2 separate regions of the Homo sapiens genome follow, and region 1 is linked to region 2. A link is an interaction called in ENCODE POLR2A ChIA-PET data of the cell type or tissue named here. Cell type or tissue: PC-9. All regions are shown on one strand.

The links. ChIA-PET counts read pairs that join two places held together with the same protein. Peaks named below come from ENCODE experiments on the same cell type or tissue, not always from the same donor. Only the 100,000 strongest peaks of a DNase experiment are listed, where the experiment ranks them.
Region 1: POLR2A ChIA-PET joins it to region 2 with 5 read pairs; 2 of 35 experiments call an interaction of 5 or more read pairs at or near these places.

What each region holds. Positions count from the first base shown.
Region 1 is chr3:58,508,493-58,516,492 of GRCh38, reverse strand. It overlaps ACOX2 (acyl-CoA oxidase 2), which reads left to right. Exons shown (of 15, transcript NM_003500.4): 14 at 7,468-7,600. It also overlaps the pseudogene RPL27P9. Among named protein-coding and RNA genes, the nearest start is that of KCTD6, 20 kb to the right of the region's middle. In PC-9, no CTCF peak of the experiment used is centred here; no DNase peak of the experiment used is centred here.
Region 2 is chr3:58,379,709-58,387,708 of GRCh38, reverse strand. PXK (PX domain containing serine/threonine kinase like) reads right to left here. Exons shown (of 18, transcript NM_017771.5): 4 at 5,009-5,195. Among named protein-coding and RNA genes, the nearest start is that of PDHB, 50 kb to the left of the region's middle. In PC-9, no CTCF peak of the experiment used is centred here; a DNase peak (open chromatin) is centred at 3,548.

The DNA.
Region 1 (8,000 bases), 130 kb before region 2:
CATTTAATCCTTACAGCCCTTTGAAATGGGTACTATTAATCTCCTCATTTTATTGGAAAGGAAATTCAGGCTGATGGGAGTTGCCCAGTATCACACAATCAGCCAGAGGAGGGGCTGGGTACAATCTCAGGTCTGGCCCCTGGGCATGAGCTCTTAACCTGTATGTTAAGGTTAAGGTTGAGGTATTATATACTTTGAACACATCCTAGTCTTTGTTGAATGTGCTTAAGCAAATTCTTACCAAGTTTAGTAAACTTACCTTAATCTTCCCTCAGCTTCAAGATGAAAAATTTTTTTTAACTCTGTAATTCATATATTGATTTATAAAATAATAACACAAAGTTTTTTAATGCAGCATTAATGCAGTGCCATGTATGGTGAATGAAATACTAATGCAGTGCTTTCACACTATTATTCTATAATCTAAACGATTGCTTTAAAAACATATCAAAACCAAAGCCCAACCTGATCAGAGTCCTAGAAAAAAATAGAAATAAAAACAATAAAGAAAAAAAAAAGCCTGGGCAACATGGCAAAACCCCACCTCTACAAAAAATGAATCAGGCACACACCTGTAGTCTCAGCTACTCGGGAGGCTGAGGTAGGAGGATTGATTGATCCCAGGAGGTTGAGGTTGCAGTAAGCTATGATCACACCACTGCACTCCAGCCTGGGCAACAAAGTGAGACCTTGTCTCAAAAAAAGGAAAGAAAAGAAAACATTGCAAATTATTTACCATTGTCCATAAGATTAAAAAAAATGGACTAATTTGAGAATATAATCTTTTTGAGACCTCACTGGGCAGAAAATATGATACCTATTGCATGGGGTTAGAGGCGACTCCTAGAATCTCCAACAATTCTTATATCAACAAGACTAATAAAAAGAAAAAAAGAGGCTGGGAGCAGTGGCTCACACCTGTAATCCCAGCACTTTGGGAGGCCAAGGTGGGAGGATCACTTGAGGCAAAGAGTTTAAGACTAGCTTGGGCAACATAGTGAGACCCTGTCTCTAAAAGATTTGTAATTTTTTAAAAATAAGATTTTAAGACAGGTTTTTAAAAAACTAGACCAAATTCCTTTTATTTCTCACAATATGCAATATGTTACATGCCCTTTATGACTACTCATAGCATGTAACAGATAGCTGGTGGTCAAAAAAATGTTTGTTCAGGCCAGGCGCGGTGGCTAATACCTGCAATCCCAGCACTTTGGGAGGCCAAGGTGGGTGGATCACCTGAGGTCAGGAGTTCGAGGCCAGCCTGGCCAACATGGTGAAACCCGGTCTCTACTAAAAATACAAAAATTAGCTGGGTGTGATGGCACATGCCTGTAATCCCAGTTACTTGGGAGGCTGAGGCAGAATCGCTTGAACCCGGGAGGCAGAGGCTGCCGTGAGCCAAGATCGTACCACTGCACTCCAGCCTTGGCGACAAGAGTGAGACTCCATCTCAAGAAAAAAAAAAAAGTTTGTTCAGTTAAATCATCAAAAACTGTCAAAAATACGTTTGACACAATTATGTCCCAGGTATAAAACTTTCCCTAATACAGGGAATCCAGTGGTGAAAACTATTAAGAGCATAATTAAGTACTGCACAGTTCAAGCCCAAGGGTGTCCATCTTTTTGAAACTCTCAGAATTTAAAAGCACTTGAAAATAATGTTCTAGCCCCGGTTGTCAGTGATGATAAAATACAAAAGATTACCTTAACACCCTATAAGCATGTTTTTTAAATTTGCAAACAGCATTTCTAAGTGCTTGCCTTGGCTCCAGAAACTTACAATTCAAGACAAGACAGACAGCCCAGATGCAATCTGCCAACTTACTCATGCGTCAAACCCAGAAATTGATTTACTTCCATGATGGTTCCTAAGTAGCCTTACTACTGCAGGGTAATTAGGCACATAACAGATTCTATGCATATCACTGTTTGGTGTCACAGTTCCCTGCCTTGATTAGTCACTATCTCCCTAAGATTTCTGAGATGAAAACTGAAGGGCGGCATAGTATGCTATGGATGCCAAGAACAAGCTCTCTGCAATGTTAACTGACCCAAACAGTTTTTAGTTGTTTAAGCGGTCATAAAACCTCAGCTGGGGGGACTTCCAGGTAAAGATGACAGATTAAACTATGCATTTACTTCTGTTCTTTCCCGAAACCCTACTAAAACATCAGTGAATGGACTGAAATTTTTTAAAAGGCATAAACCCACAAAGAGAAAGAGATGTTGTCTCTGTGTTGTCCAGGCTGCTCTTGAACTCCTGGGCTCAAGGGATCCTCCTACCTTAGCCTCCCAAAGTGCTGGGATTACATGCATGAGCTAACACACCTAGCCTCTGTGAGTAATTTTAAGACTTTCCTTGACTCTGCCCTGGCAGAAGGGTAAATAGAGGATCTGTGGACTAGGGAGCATCAGGTATAGTTGATAATAAGGCTACCCTTCAGAAAACACAGGGTTCTTTATAGGCCAAATACTGACACCTCCCTCCCCCAGACCTTTTTTCCCACTGGTTCCTAAAAAACTGGCAGCCAGACTAGTACCCTGCAAGAAGATGGTAAGATGATCCTTCTCTGGAGAATCTGACCAGCCCAAGGAGAAGGAGCTAAAGACACTGACATCAGAGTCCCCCAATGGTCCACCCAATTCACTCCATAGTGAACCCCATACTAGCAAGCATAGCCACAAGTTTGTAATCAGCTAGTTAAGGCTTTGCTTTTAGCTATGATCAGACACTCAGGGATCACCAAACACCTGAAGAATGCCCCTAACATAAAAGATGGAGACCAAAACAAGCAAGAACAAGGCAATTCAGAGGACATAAGAGAATCCACAGGGAGAAGAAAACTTAAAAAAAAAAAACAGTGATATCTCAGAGTTAAGAGACGGTATTGCAACCACAAAATAAAAACCTGAATGCCATTATTTAAAACTAATATTCAGAGAACCTAAAAAAAGAGCTCCTTGAAGTTAAAAAATGATAATGGAAATGAAAAACTCAATGTAAGGACTGGAAGATAAAGTTGCAGAAATCTCACAGCAAGAAAGCAAAAAGACAAAAAAAAGGAGGACTTTTAAAAAGTAAGAGGACCAATCTTAGCTGTTCATCATCTGAAGAACAGGTCTAGAAAGAAGACAGAGAAAACAGAAGGAAGCGAATCATTAATAAAATAATTCAAGAAAACATTCCTCAAATGAAGGATACGAGTTTCAGATGAAAAAGGGTCACAGATGCCTACAGACTAGAGGAGAGGAGACAGGCACACACATGCACAAAATAAGTCACACTGTATACCATGTGAAATGGTAATACCTACCATGAAAGAAAGGATAGCAGGAAGTGGAGGAAAGAATGCTGGGGGTCAGTAGGGAGGAGGGGGAGCTACAATTTTAAGTAGGCCAGAGAAGGCCTCCCTGGGAGGGTGACATTTAAGGAAAGACCTGAGGAGAAGGTAGGGAGAAGCTGTTGTGGCTGCTAGGGAAAGAGCATTACAGGCAGAACATAAGTACAGTCATGCATCACTTAATGACTGGAGGATCCGTTCTGAGAAATGTGTCTTCAGGTGAGTCTGTCATCATGTGAACATCACAGAGTGTACTTACACAAGCCTAAATGGTATAGCCTATTGCTCGTACAGTCACACCTGCAAAGCATGTTGCTGTTCTGAATACTGCAGCCAATTCTAACATCAATCACTAAGCAATAGGAATTTTTCAGCTCTATCATAATGTCATGGGACCGCCATCATATACATGGTCCATCATTGACCAAAACATCATTATGCAGTGCATGACAGTACAAATGTTGGAGACCAGAGTGTGCTTGGCATATCCATCCAGAGAACACAGAAGAGGCCACAGGGGCAGGAATGGCATGACTGCGGTGGAAAATGACGGCAGAGGGCAGAGAGTTAAGGGAGTACAGTAGGGGGTGGGAAGAGACGGTAAGGTAGATCATTGCAAAGACTTAAGAGAATGCGAGGGTTTTGAGCATGGGATAGAATGGGAGGGTTTTGAGCATTGGATAGACACAACCTAAAAGAATCTGATGTGTATTTTTAAAGGCTTGCTCCAGCTGCCATATTAAGAACTAAGAGTGAAAAGCAGGGAGATCAGCTGGATCGCTAATGCAATCATCCAAGTGAGTGATGATAGTGGATTGGAGCAGTGACAGTGCTGGAGGTGGTGGGAATGGTTGAAGTTTGAATATATCTTGAAGGCAGAACAGGATTTGCTGACAGATTAGATGTATGGTGAGAAAGAAGAGAAGAATCAAGGTTTTTGGTCAGAAGGGCAGAGCTGCCATTTACTATAAATGCGGAAGACTACAGGAGGCCCAGGTTTGGGCAGGGTGGACGGGAAGGAGTTTGGGTTCAGATACATTACTTTTGAAGAGCCTATCAGAAATCCAAGTACAGATGTTGGTAAGCAGGGGACACTGGAGGGATAAGTTTGGAAGTCATTGGCGTATGGTTGATATTTAAAGCCTTGAGAAGAACATCACAAGGAGTGCATGAAGAGAAGAGGTCCAAGTACTCAGTCTTGAGACCCTCGCAAGATAATAAGGAAGTAACCGTGGCAAGAGCTATTTCTGTGGAGTGGTGGGAGTAAAAACATGAACAGATCCAGTTCAGGAGAGAATGTGAAAATTGGAAATCATAAGCATAAACACACATAACACTTTCAGGGAGTTTTGTCCTAAACGGGAGCCAAGGTGATGGAGAAGGAAATAGAGTCAAAAGCTTGTGTTTAAGATGGGAGAAATGATTGTCTGTTTGTATACTGATGGAAATGATCCAGTAGAGAGGGGATTTTTTTTTCTTGTACCTTTCTTTGAACTTGATCTTGGCCTCCCATCACGCCTTGTGTTTAAGAGCAAGGTCTTTGAGGAGATCCTTGTTGATGACAGTTTGTCCAAGAGGATATCTACAGAGTACCTTGTGGGCATGAGGTGATTGCAGTTATAAGCTTTTGCAAAAGACTTGATCCTTGACCTCTTGGAGATCTTCTTGCCTATGGCAGCTGTCACTTTGTGAGGATAGCAGTCAATTCCAGCTACCAAAGCATGACTGTAAGAATGGACTGAGGTGCCATCATCAATGTCCTTCATGATAATGGCTTTGCGTCCAGAGTAGCATCCAGCCAGGACCAGCACCACTTTCCCACTTTTTCATGAACTTGCCCATTTTGACAGCAACCAGCCAGGCCTACAGTAAAAAGAAAGAAGGGCATTTCCACTAACTTTTTACCCCTGAGGGGAATTTTGATGTTGTTGGAGAAAGGCAGGAGAATGTTGTTCTCCAGTATGCAAGAGGAAAAGACATCTAGTAGACAAGGAGGGACTGAGGCCTGAGCTGAGAGCCTGAAGAGAGAAAGCATTGTATGTATAAATGCAAGGGTGGGAACTTACACAGATTCTCTTACTGCTTCCACTTCATTAGTGAAATACGATGTAAAGCCATCCAGGCAAAAGAGATGGGAAAGGTGGATAGTGTCAATCTGAGGATCAAAGAGATGGTAAGAAATAACTGCCTAAGAAAAAGAAACAGTAAATGAACAATGAGTAAATATAGCAATGTAATACGATTGCTGAGCTGCAATCAGGGCCCACTTGAGCCCTTATTACACCAGTTATGATTGTTTTTTCCAGCCATGTATAGTTACAAAGGTGGTGGCACAAAGTGGGTGGAAAACTAAAGACAAAGAGGTATGCGTTTTGCTAAACAGGTATGACAAAGCAAGAAAAATCGTTGAGTGTGTGTGTGTGTGTGTGTGTGTGTGTGTGTATATATATATATATATATATATATATATATATATATATATATATATTTTTTTTTTTTTTTTTTTTTTTTTTTTTTTTGAGCGGGAGTCTTGCTCTGTTGCCCAAGCTGGAGTGCAGCGGCACGATCTCAGCTCACTGCAACCTCTGACTCCCAGGTTCAAGCGATTCTCCCACCTCAGCCTTCCCAGTAGCTGAGACTACAGGCACACACCACCACACCTGGCTAATTTTTGTATTTTTAGTAGAGACAGGGTTCCGCCATGTTGGCCAGGCTGGTCTCGAACTCCTGACCTCAGCTGATCCATCTGCCTCGGTCTCCCAAATTGCTGGGATTACAGGTGTGAGCCATCGCGCCCGGCCTGTTGAATGTATTTTTGAGAGAGTAATAGAACATGGAATTTCAGCTGGATAAGGAATGAAGTGAGACCACAAGGGGGCAGGGGGACATTAAATTGGCGGTAGGGCTCATATGATGTTGGGGATCATCAAGAAACGATTACATTGGATACAGTATCCCAGTTACCACCAATGCTTTAATGACACACAATCATCATAATGTCAATACTAAATATTGGTCTGGCCAAAATTATAACTATATTGGGAGGCCCGAAGGCCAGGAGGAAGAAGAATGGGAACAAGGGGAGGTAGGAGTGAAGAGAGGGGGTGATAAATATAAATCTTTACCTTTTGAATGAAGATTCAACAGATAATATCTCAAACTGAACCATCAACAAGCAGCAATATAAACAAGATATTTTGACATTCAGATAAATACTGAAATATCAACTAAAAGATTGAAATTGCCAGCCGGGCATGGTGGCTCATGCTTGTAATCTCAGCACTTTGGGAGGCCGAGGTGGGCAGATCACCTGAGGTCAGGAATTCGAGACCAACCTGGCCAACATGGTGAAACCCCATCTCTACTAAAAATACAAAAATCAGCCAGGCATGGTGGCAGGCGCCTGTAATCCCAACTACTCGGGAGGTTGAGGCAGGAGAATGGCTTGAGCCCGGGAGGTAGAGGTTGCAGTGAGCTGAGATTGTGCCACTGCACTCCAGCCTGGGCAACTGAGACTCTGTATCAAAAAAAAAAAAAAAAACAGATTGAAATTGCTTCTGAGGAAAAAGAAGTGGAAATCAGACAGGTATATGCTCGTTATTTATTTATTTATTTATTTATTTTGGGACAGGAGTCTCACTCTGTCGCCCAGGCTGGAGTGCAGTGGCATAATCTCCACTCACTGCAACCTCCGCCTCCTAGGTTCAAGTGATTCTCCTGCCTCAGCCTCCCAAGTAGTTGGGACTACAGGCATGTGCCACCATACCTGGCTAATTTTTTGTATTTTTAGTAGAGACGGGGTTTCACCATGTTACCCAGGATGGTCTTGATCTCCTGACCTCATGATCCACCTACTTCGGCCTCCCAAAGTGCCGGGATTACAGGCGTGAGCCACCACGCATGGCCGGATATGCTGTTTTTTTAAACAAGCCTTACGGAACCCTTTGACTCATTATACTATGCACATATAACTGATTAAAAAATAAAAACTAAAAAAAAATGCTGAATTGTTTGAAAAGCGAATAATCATGCAACCTCTAATTAGGTATTGTTATTCACCATCCAAGACTAGTTTGATTCATAAGAGCAATCTAAAATACTTACAAACTCTTGTTTCCTATCCCAGGAAGGATGCCATCCTGTTAACTGATGCTTTTGACTTCACCGATCAGTGTTTAAATTCAGCACTTGGCTGTTATGATGGAAACGTCTACGAACGCCTGTTCCAGTGGGCTCAGAAGTCACCAACCAATACTCAGGTAGTTGAGTGGAACACATTATAAATTATGTAAGAAAGCAGAGAACAGGCAGTGAATACACCTTCATGTTCTCCCATTTTAATTGATTCCCGTTAGGTTGGCAATCACTTGGCGTAGCACGTCTGTTTAAAATATTCTTAGAGAACACATAAAAGAAACAAGGAGTGGCAGTATGGCCTGGCAGGAACTCTGAGCCTGGATTGTAATCAGCAAAATGCACTGCTCGGAACTTAGTAAAGGGAATTAAGAGGAAGGCCCAAGCTCTAAATCATGGCTTGACAGACCCAAGTGCATACACACAGAGTGGTAAACCGGCTTTTAAGTAACAAAAAGAAGGAGATAAATCACTGCGGTAATTGAACCACCTTATTTTCAGCCTTTTAACTTTCAGTTTTGTGTA
Region 2 (8,000 bases):
GACTGTATGCTCTGGCTGGAAGGGTAAAGCCAGGATATATCTTCTCAAGCTGCTCTGCCCAGAGCACTGGCCACTGCCTCTCGGCCTGGCTACCTTCTACTCACCCCTCAGATCTCCGTGTAGGAATGAACTCTTCTGGGAAGCCTTCCTTCAACTTTAGGTGTGGATCATCCATGCCCCCGCCTCCTTCCCCAAGGTGCTCCCTAACATTTACTCTGCCACAGCCATCACCTGTCAATCTCCCTGTGTAACTGTCATGGAGTAGGAACTGGGGAAATTATTCTTTCCTCCTGGCTGCATACATAGCACATGGCACACAGTAGATGCTCAATAAATATCTGATGAAGCAGGAACCAAGGGTTCAATTGTGTTCAGCAGATGTGGAAACTCTCTCCCATTAGAACATGAAATCCATGAGAAGGAAGGCATCTGCCCTCTAGTTCTGACACAGGAACTGACTGACACATGTGGAAAAACTGCATGCTCAGAAAGTGCTGATAAACAAGCTGGAGACAGGAAATGGAGAGCACAGCCTTCAAGTCCATCCTGTACTTCCCACAGAGCTCAGTTGTACCAGGCGCCCCCAGTGCGAGCAGTCATTGAATTCCTGGATCGCAGCCCCATGGAATGACTGCAGGGAACAAACACTGACTCCTCTAGGACTGGAGCTAGGGTCCAGACTCCTAGTCCACCACAGCAGATTGCACTGCAGAAAGGCCTGCAACCTCACCAAATACCCTGCTGTTGTTCTAAATATAGTCCTCTTTCCCCACTCTCTCCCTTTTTATATCCCAGAGTCCACTACTTTCCTACCTTTTCAAGGGATTCCTGGGGCTTTAGGCCTAAAAGGGGAACTTCAGCACTCCCTGCTCTATTCCCCCTCCCCAGCCTCTTGTTTTATAGGTCAGGATGTGGGCCCACTGAGAGGAAATGCTGCTAATGACAAAGCTGGGACCATGATACAGGCCTCTTGATTTCTGGTTCAAATGACTTTTGCATGGACATTAAAACCCCCTTACTCCAAGAGGGTATAAGGACTGAGGCAGGAAGATGGCTACAGTGCAGTGAGGCTTTTAAATGATAGAAGTACCTTGTTAAAAAGATGAATATTGTAGGCCAGGTGCAGTGGCTCATGCCTGTAATCCCAGCGCTTTGGGAGGCCGAGGTGGGCGTATCACAAGGTCAGGAGTTCAAGACCAGCCTGGCCAACATCGTGAAACCCCATCTCTACTAAAAATACAAAAAAATTAGCTTGGCATGGTGGCAGGTGCTTGTAATCCCAGCTACTCGGGAGGCTGAGGCAGGAGAATCACTTGAACTGGGGGGCTGAGGTTGCAGTGAGCCAAGACCACGCTACAGCACTCCAGCCTGGCCAACAGAGTGAGATTCTGTCTCAAAAAAAAAAAAAAAAAAAAAAAGTAAGGGGGATATATGTGTGAGATAGATTCTCAACACAAACTTCTCAGGACCAGGAGATACCTGTTTTCCCTGCACAACAGCTGGCCCTCAATTAGACTTTCTAATTCAAATGAACACCTCACAACTCCCTCACAGAAGACCAAGGGTCTACATTTCCTTTCTGAGGATTGGCTCTTCTGGAGAAAACCTGGAAAAGAAAGAAAGGCTCAGCAGTCCCAGGCTGGGGACCCAGGGAAGAGAGAAGGAAGCTGCCAATGTCCTGAGAGCTCCCAGTTAGCCATCCCCTGGGAGCAGAATGCCATCACAGTCCCCCTCCAACAAGACACCCTCACCCTCCATCAGAGCAAGGACCAGGAAAAGTGCTCTGCTGATTCTGGCCACCACTTGAACACAGAACTCAAATCCTGCTGAAATGAAGCTGGGTGGTGACTGCAGACCATGTGGAAAATGAGAAGAGGTGGAGACATTATCCACATTAAAAGGGAAAAGTGGGCCAGGCACAGTGGCTCATGCCTGTAATCCCAGCACTTTGGGAGGCTGAGGTGGGCAGATCATTTGAGCTCAAGAGTTTGAGACCAGCCTAGTCAACATAGTGAAACCCCCTCTCTACAAACAATGAAAAAATTAGCTGGGCATGGTGGTGTGCACTTGTAATCCCAGCTACTCAGGAGGCTGGAGCGCAAGGATCACTTGAACCCAGAAGGTCACGGCTGCACAGAGCTGGGATAGTGCCACTGCGCTCCAGCCTGGGCAACAGAGTGAGACCCTTGCTCAAAAAACAAACAGGGAAAGCGGCCCTGCTTAGAGAAGTGCCACAAGGTGAGAGGCGTGCAGGGTATGTTCCGTGGGCCATGCTGTGAATCTCAGGAATGGTCCTGTCAAGCTGGCATGGAGGTGGCAGCCTATGCTTCCTTTTCCTGAGGTGGCTGGTATGTCAGCCTTGAGGCTAGACAAACTCCGAAATTTCATTCAAAGGGTGAAATAAATCAACATCTCTCTGAAAACAGCATCCATCACCTATTGTTTAATTCCGGGATTGTGCCCTCTGAATAGCAGCCAGCACAGGTTCCGGCAGGAGTTTCTGGTGGTCTTTTTATACCCCTGCCCACATCTGCTTTGGACTCCTGACTCTCTACCATGCTGGAGGCCTGGGGGTGGGGAGGGGGAGTAGAGATCAAAGACAACAACAGCATGTGGGGCAGGTACAGAAAAAAGCAGAGAACCAACAACTGTCAGAATAGACAACCTTCTAGGAGTTACAAAGCATTTTAACTTAAACACTCAGACCAGACTAAAGTCACACAAATGTGCAATCCTGGCTAGGGCCCTCCCTCTCTGGGGGCCTTAGGTGAACTCATTCATGAAAAGAGAGGGTTAGACATGATACATCTGCTCTAAGATCCCTTTTAGCTCTGACCCCATGGGACTCAATGTACTTCTGGTACCAGCTCCCTGAGAGCAAGGAACACATTTATTTGTGCCTGCATCCCAACACCCAGCACACATCACATTTGTTGAATAAATGGCATCATTACACGTGCACTACACCTTGATGCTTGCCCTCAGGAGAACATTAGCAAGCACTCGCAGGGAATGAGGGAGATAAACCACTGAGTGGGCCTGGGTTAGGGCTGATTTGACAAGTCAGTCCAGATGGCCTGCTGTCTGACAATTTTGGGAACAATCAAGGTGAAACACTGAGAAATGAAAGCCACAAAAGATGCTACTTTGACAGAATTCAAGCTGTCCCTAGAGCCCCAGTCCTATCTGTGCTATCTTTTCTCTTCCGTGAACAAAAAAAACAAGTGAAGGCAGGAATGGAATCCTTGTAACAACTCACTGCTCCATTTGGTAACTTACAGTAAGTGTGAGTTTGAAATAAACTTTCCTTCTCTTGGTTACACTCTAGAAAGGCATTTTCCTTAGCCCTGTAGAGCACTTCGGTTAGGAAATGGCAGGTACATCCTAGCGTGAGGCTTCTCACGCTTTAATGTGCGTGCAAATCACCTGGGGACCTTGTTAAAATCAGATCCTGATTCAGGAAGTCTGGGATGAGGACTGAATTCTGCACCTTCAACAAGCTCCCAGTGATGCCAATGCTGCTGGTCAGAGAACCACACTGTGAGTCACCAGCCTCAAGGGCTGTGGTTTTCAAACTTGGCTCCATATTGGAATCACTTGGGAAGCTTTACAGACTACAAGCTCCAACCACAAGACTCCGATTTAATCAGCATGCACGCAGCCTGGGCATGAGAAATTTTTCTAACGCTCCCCAGGTGATTCTACTGTGGAGAAAAACTTGGTGCCTGCCAAGTAGACATCTGTTTCCCCTCTCTGAAATAGGAATATTTTGGTGAATGAATGGGTATGAATAAATAAATAAAAGGAATAAAATAGGAATAAAAATGCCTCTCTCTAATTACTTCAAAAGCAATGTTTTAAGGACTCAATTATCTGATATGGTGTATTCTCTTAGCAAGCAAAGTAACAATATCCATAGTTCCACTTAGAAAGTCTCTAAAGCATGGTTTCTCTTTAAACAAATCAGGTGAAACAATGGTTTCTACTGTTCTTTTCAAAGTGACACCAGAATGTATTAAGTATTTAGTTTCTCATTCTGCTGACATCAGGCTTAGGTTATTCATGCCAGCTTTGAGTGTAATCGGTACTGGAAGAGAAGCCCTTTCAACCACAGTACCTTGGCGGCTGCCCTGATCCAGGAAAGATTTGGAAGAGAATGACCTCCTATGCTTTGCACTGAGTGGGTCTCAGGGAGCAAATAGGAAGACACAGAGAGGACCCTTCTGAATCACTGCTGTGTTTAAAGTAAATTCCCAGAAAAAACAGAACACACAACATATTGTAAATACAAAAACAGAGCCAAATACAAATCAGATTAAGATTATTGTATGTATAAGGTGTTGATTAGAGGTCAAAAGTAATATAAAAATTACTGTATGCGTTATTGTGGATTAATTATTATTATTATTATCTTTTTAAGACAGAGTCTTGCTCTGTTGCCTAGGCTAGAGTGCAGTGGTGCTATCTCGGCTCACTGCAACCTCCACCTCCCGGGTTCAAGCGATTCTCCTGCCTCAGCCTCCCGAGTAGCTAGGATTACAGGCATGTGCCACTATGCCTGGCTAATTTTTGTATTTTTAGTAGAGACAGGGTTTCACCATGTTGGCCAGGCTGGACTCAAACTCCTGACCTCAGGTGATCCAACCGCCTTGGCCTCCCAAAGTGCTGGGATTATAGGCATGAGCCACCGCGTCTGGCCTATTGTAGATTACTTACTCTCTGTTCTGTCAGGGAAGACAATAAAGGCAAGAGTATAAGTATACATACAATAATTTCTCTTCCATATTTTTCTGTGCAGACTTTACAAATATTTTGGAAGTAACTTATTTTCTTCTTATACATCTACAGTAAACTACAATCAAGAAAATCTTAGTAAATTCATAATATGCTATAACAAATGTATACACATCCCCATTTTGAGAAAACATTTCTCCCACATACGTTATCTCCAGCAAGGGACAGTGCCTCTTTAGCCATGTGACCATAATTCACAGATTCCTTCGCTTACCAGTATAGTTTGCGGAATAGTTGTTTGGATCTAAAAACTTCTTAACCAGCTCACAATTAGACAAGATATGATTTGTTGTGATCACGTTGAGATAGTTCTGAAGACCTTTCTGCCTTTCAGCTATGAATTCACGATCCATGTTACCAATCAATTTTTTGGGAGGAAGAGGTAGACTTAGGCCTGCAATCTTTAAAAAAAAAAAAAAAAAGTTACACTCATGTCATCCACAAATAAGAATCAACACAAAAATCTTGACCTATCATATTTCATTAAACCTAAGACAATGCAGATTTTAGATGCATCCTAATTTCAGTGATATAAAAATTGTGAAAAACTGCATTTAGAATTGATAAAATACTGTATTAAGCATATTTTATTTTATTTTTGAGATGGAGTTTACTATGTCACCCAGGCTGGAGTGCAGTGGTGCGATTTTGGCTCACTGAAACCTCCACCTCCTGACTTCAAGAGATTCTCCTGCCTCAGCCTCCTGAGTAGCTGGGACTACAGGCATGTGACATCACGCCCAGCTAATTTTTGTATTTTTAGGAGAGACAGGGTTTTACCATGTTGGCCAGGCTGATCTCAAACTCCTGACCTCAAGTGATCCACCAGCTTCGGCCTCCCAAAGTGCTGGGATTACAGGTATGAGCCACCACATCTGGCCAGGCATAGTAATTTTAAAACTTTATTTTTTTAATGTGCTTTTATTTTTACTAAAGTTACATAAAAACATAATTTCAAGAGTAACTCACTTTCTTAAATTATTACTGGCAGTCCCATGACACCCCTTACCCCTGCTACCAGGTGACATAACCATTCTCTGCTCCCCTAAGACAGCCACGTTCGAGTCTCTCAGCTGATCTTTTGACAATGGGGAATGCTCATACTGTCATGGCTTGATTTTTCATTTTTAGGCATTATCTGTAGATTTCCCATTATGGAAGATGAGGATTAAGTTCTCTTTCACAATCCTAACCTCATCTCACACACATCCTGTCCCTAATCCTCCTGACATCATTATATTATAATTCGATTTGGTACAATATTCACATTTACCTTAAGTAAATAATATTCACAACTGAGCTAGAGCCATGCTTACTTTTCCTTTACAGCAACTTGTAGTCTTTTTTTTTTTTTTTTTTGGTTTTCTATTCAACTTGAAAGTCTCCATCCAAGCCTTCTCTCAACACATTCAGATACACAGCTGCGTCAGTTTTATCTTTTGAAGGGTACCTTCCAGAGTCCAACAACCTACTCCAAGCAGGACTGGCGGTCCCTACACTGCTGCAAAGGTGGCATCCTGGGACCTCCTTTCATCCTTATCCTAGAGATGTTTTTGCTTTTGTCATACTAAACCCCATTTTGTATCCCCTACATTCATTTTTTGTACATAATTCCCTTGTTTTTGGTAGAGTGTAACCTCTGTTGGCTTTTTTTTTTTTTTTTTTTGAGACGGAGTCTCGCACTATCGCCTAGGCTGGAGTGCAGTGGCGTGATCTCGGCTCGCTGCAAACTCTGTCTCCTGGGTTCACCCCATTCTCCTGCCTCAGCCTCCCAAGTAGCTGGGACTACAGGCGCCAGCCACAATGCCCAGCTAATATTTTCGTATTTTTAGTAGAGACGGGATTTCACCGTGTTAGCCAGGATGGTCTCGATCTCCTGACCTCGTGATCCACCCACCTCGGCCTCCCAAAGTGCTGGGATTACAGGCGTGAGCCACCGCGCCTGGCCCTCTGTTGGCGTTAAAAAGGAGAGCAGGAGATACATTTTTTTGAAACCTTGCATATATAAGGATGTCTTTATCCTCCCCTTATACTTGATTTATAGCTAGTGTTGATGTGGAATTTTAAGTTGGGGATACATTTTCTTCAGAATTTTATTTCTATTTCTTTCTTTACTTACTTACTTTGAGACAGAGTCTCCCTCTGTCACCCAGGCTGGAGTGCAGCAAACTCCGCCTCCCGGGTTCAAGCAGTTCTCCTGCCTCAGCCTCCAAGCAGCTGGGATTACAGGCATGTGCCACTGCACCCGGCTAATTTTTGTATTTTTAGTAGAGATGGGGTTTTACCCTGTTGGCCAGGCTGGTCTCGAACTCCTGACATCAAGTGATCTGCCTGCCTTGGCCTCTCAAAGTATTGGGATTACAGGCGTGAGCCACTGCACCCGGCCTTTCTTCAGAATTTTAAATAAATATTTGGTTGTCTTCTAGTTTATAGTGCTGCTGTTAAAGGTTCAAGCATATTGATGCCTTTTTTTTTTTTTTAAGAGATAGGGTCTTGCTTTGTCACTCAGGCTGCAGTGTGGTGGCGTGATCATAGCCCACTGTCGCCTCAAATTCCTGAGCTCAAGAGATCCTGTCACCCCAGCCTCACAAGTAGCTGGGACTACAGGTGCACGCCACCACACACAGCTAATCATAATGATTCTTGATCCATTTTTTGTTGTTGTTTTCCCATAAGCTTTCAGGATCTTCTCTATGACCTCAGTTTGTGACTTTCATGTGTCTGTTTTCATCCCTCATGGTGAGCACTCAGTCCTTTCAAACTAAAAACTAATCTCCTTAAGTTATTTGGCCTTTTATTGTATTGTTAGGTCATTATTTCTTCCCCTCCATGCCTTCTGCTTTCTTTTACTGAAACTCCTATTTTTTCAATGTTGGACTTCCTGGACTGCTCCTGTAATTTTATCTTTTTAATTTTCTGCTCTTTTTGTTTTGTTTTGTTTTTGAGACAGGTTCTCACCCTGTCACCCAGGCTAAAGTGCAGTGGCATGATCACCGCTCACTGTAGCCTCGACCTCCTAAGCTCAAGCAATCCTGTCACCTCAGCCTCTACAAGTGGTACACACCTGTAGCTGGGACTACAGATGTGCACCACCATGCCCGACTAATTTTTGTATTTCGCTTTTCTTTTTTTTAAAGAGTATTTCCTTTATCTTTTAGCCCTTCTAAATAGTTGTCTACTGTTACTTTTTATTTGTAAGTACTCTT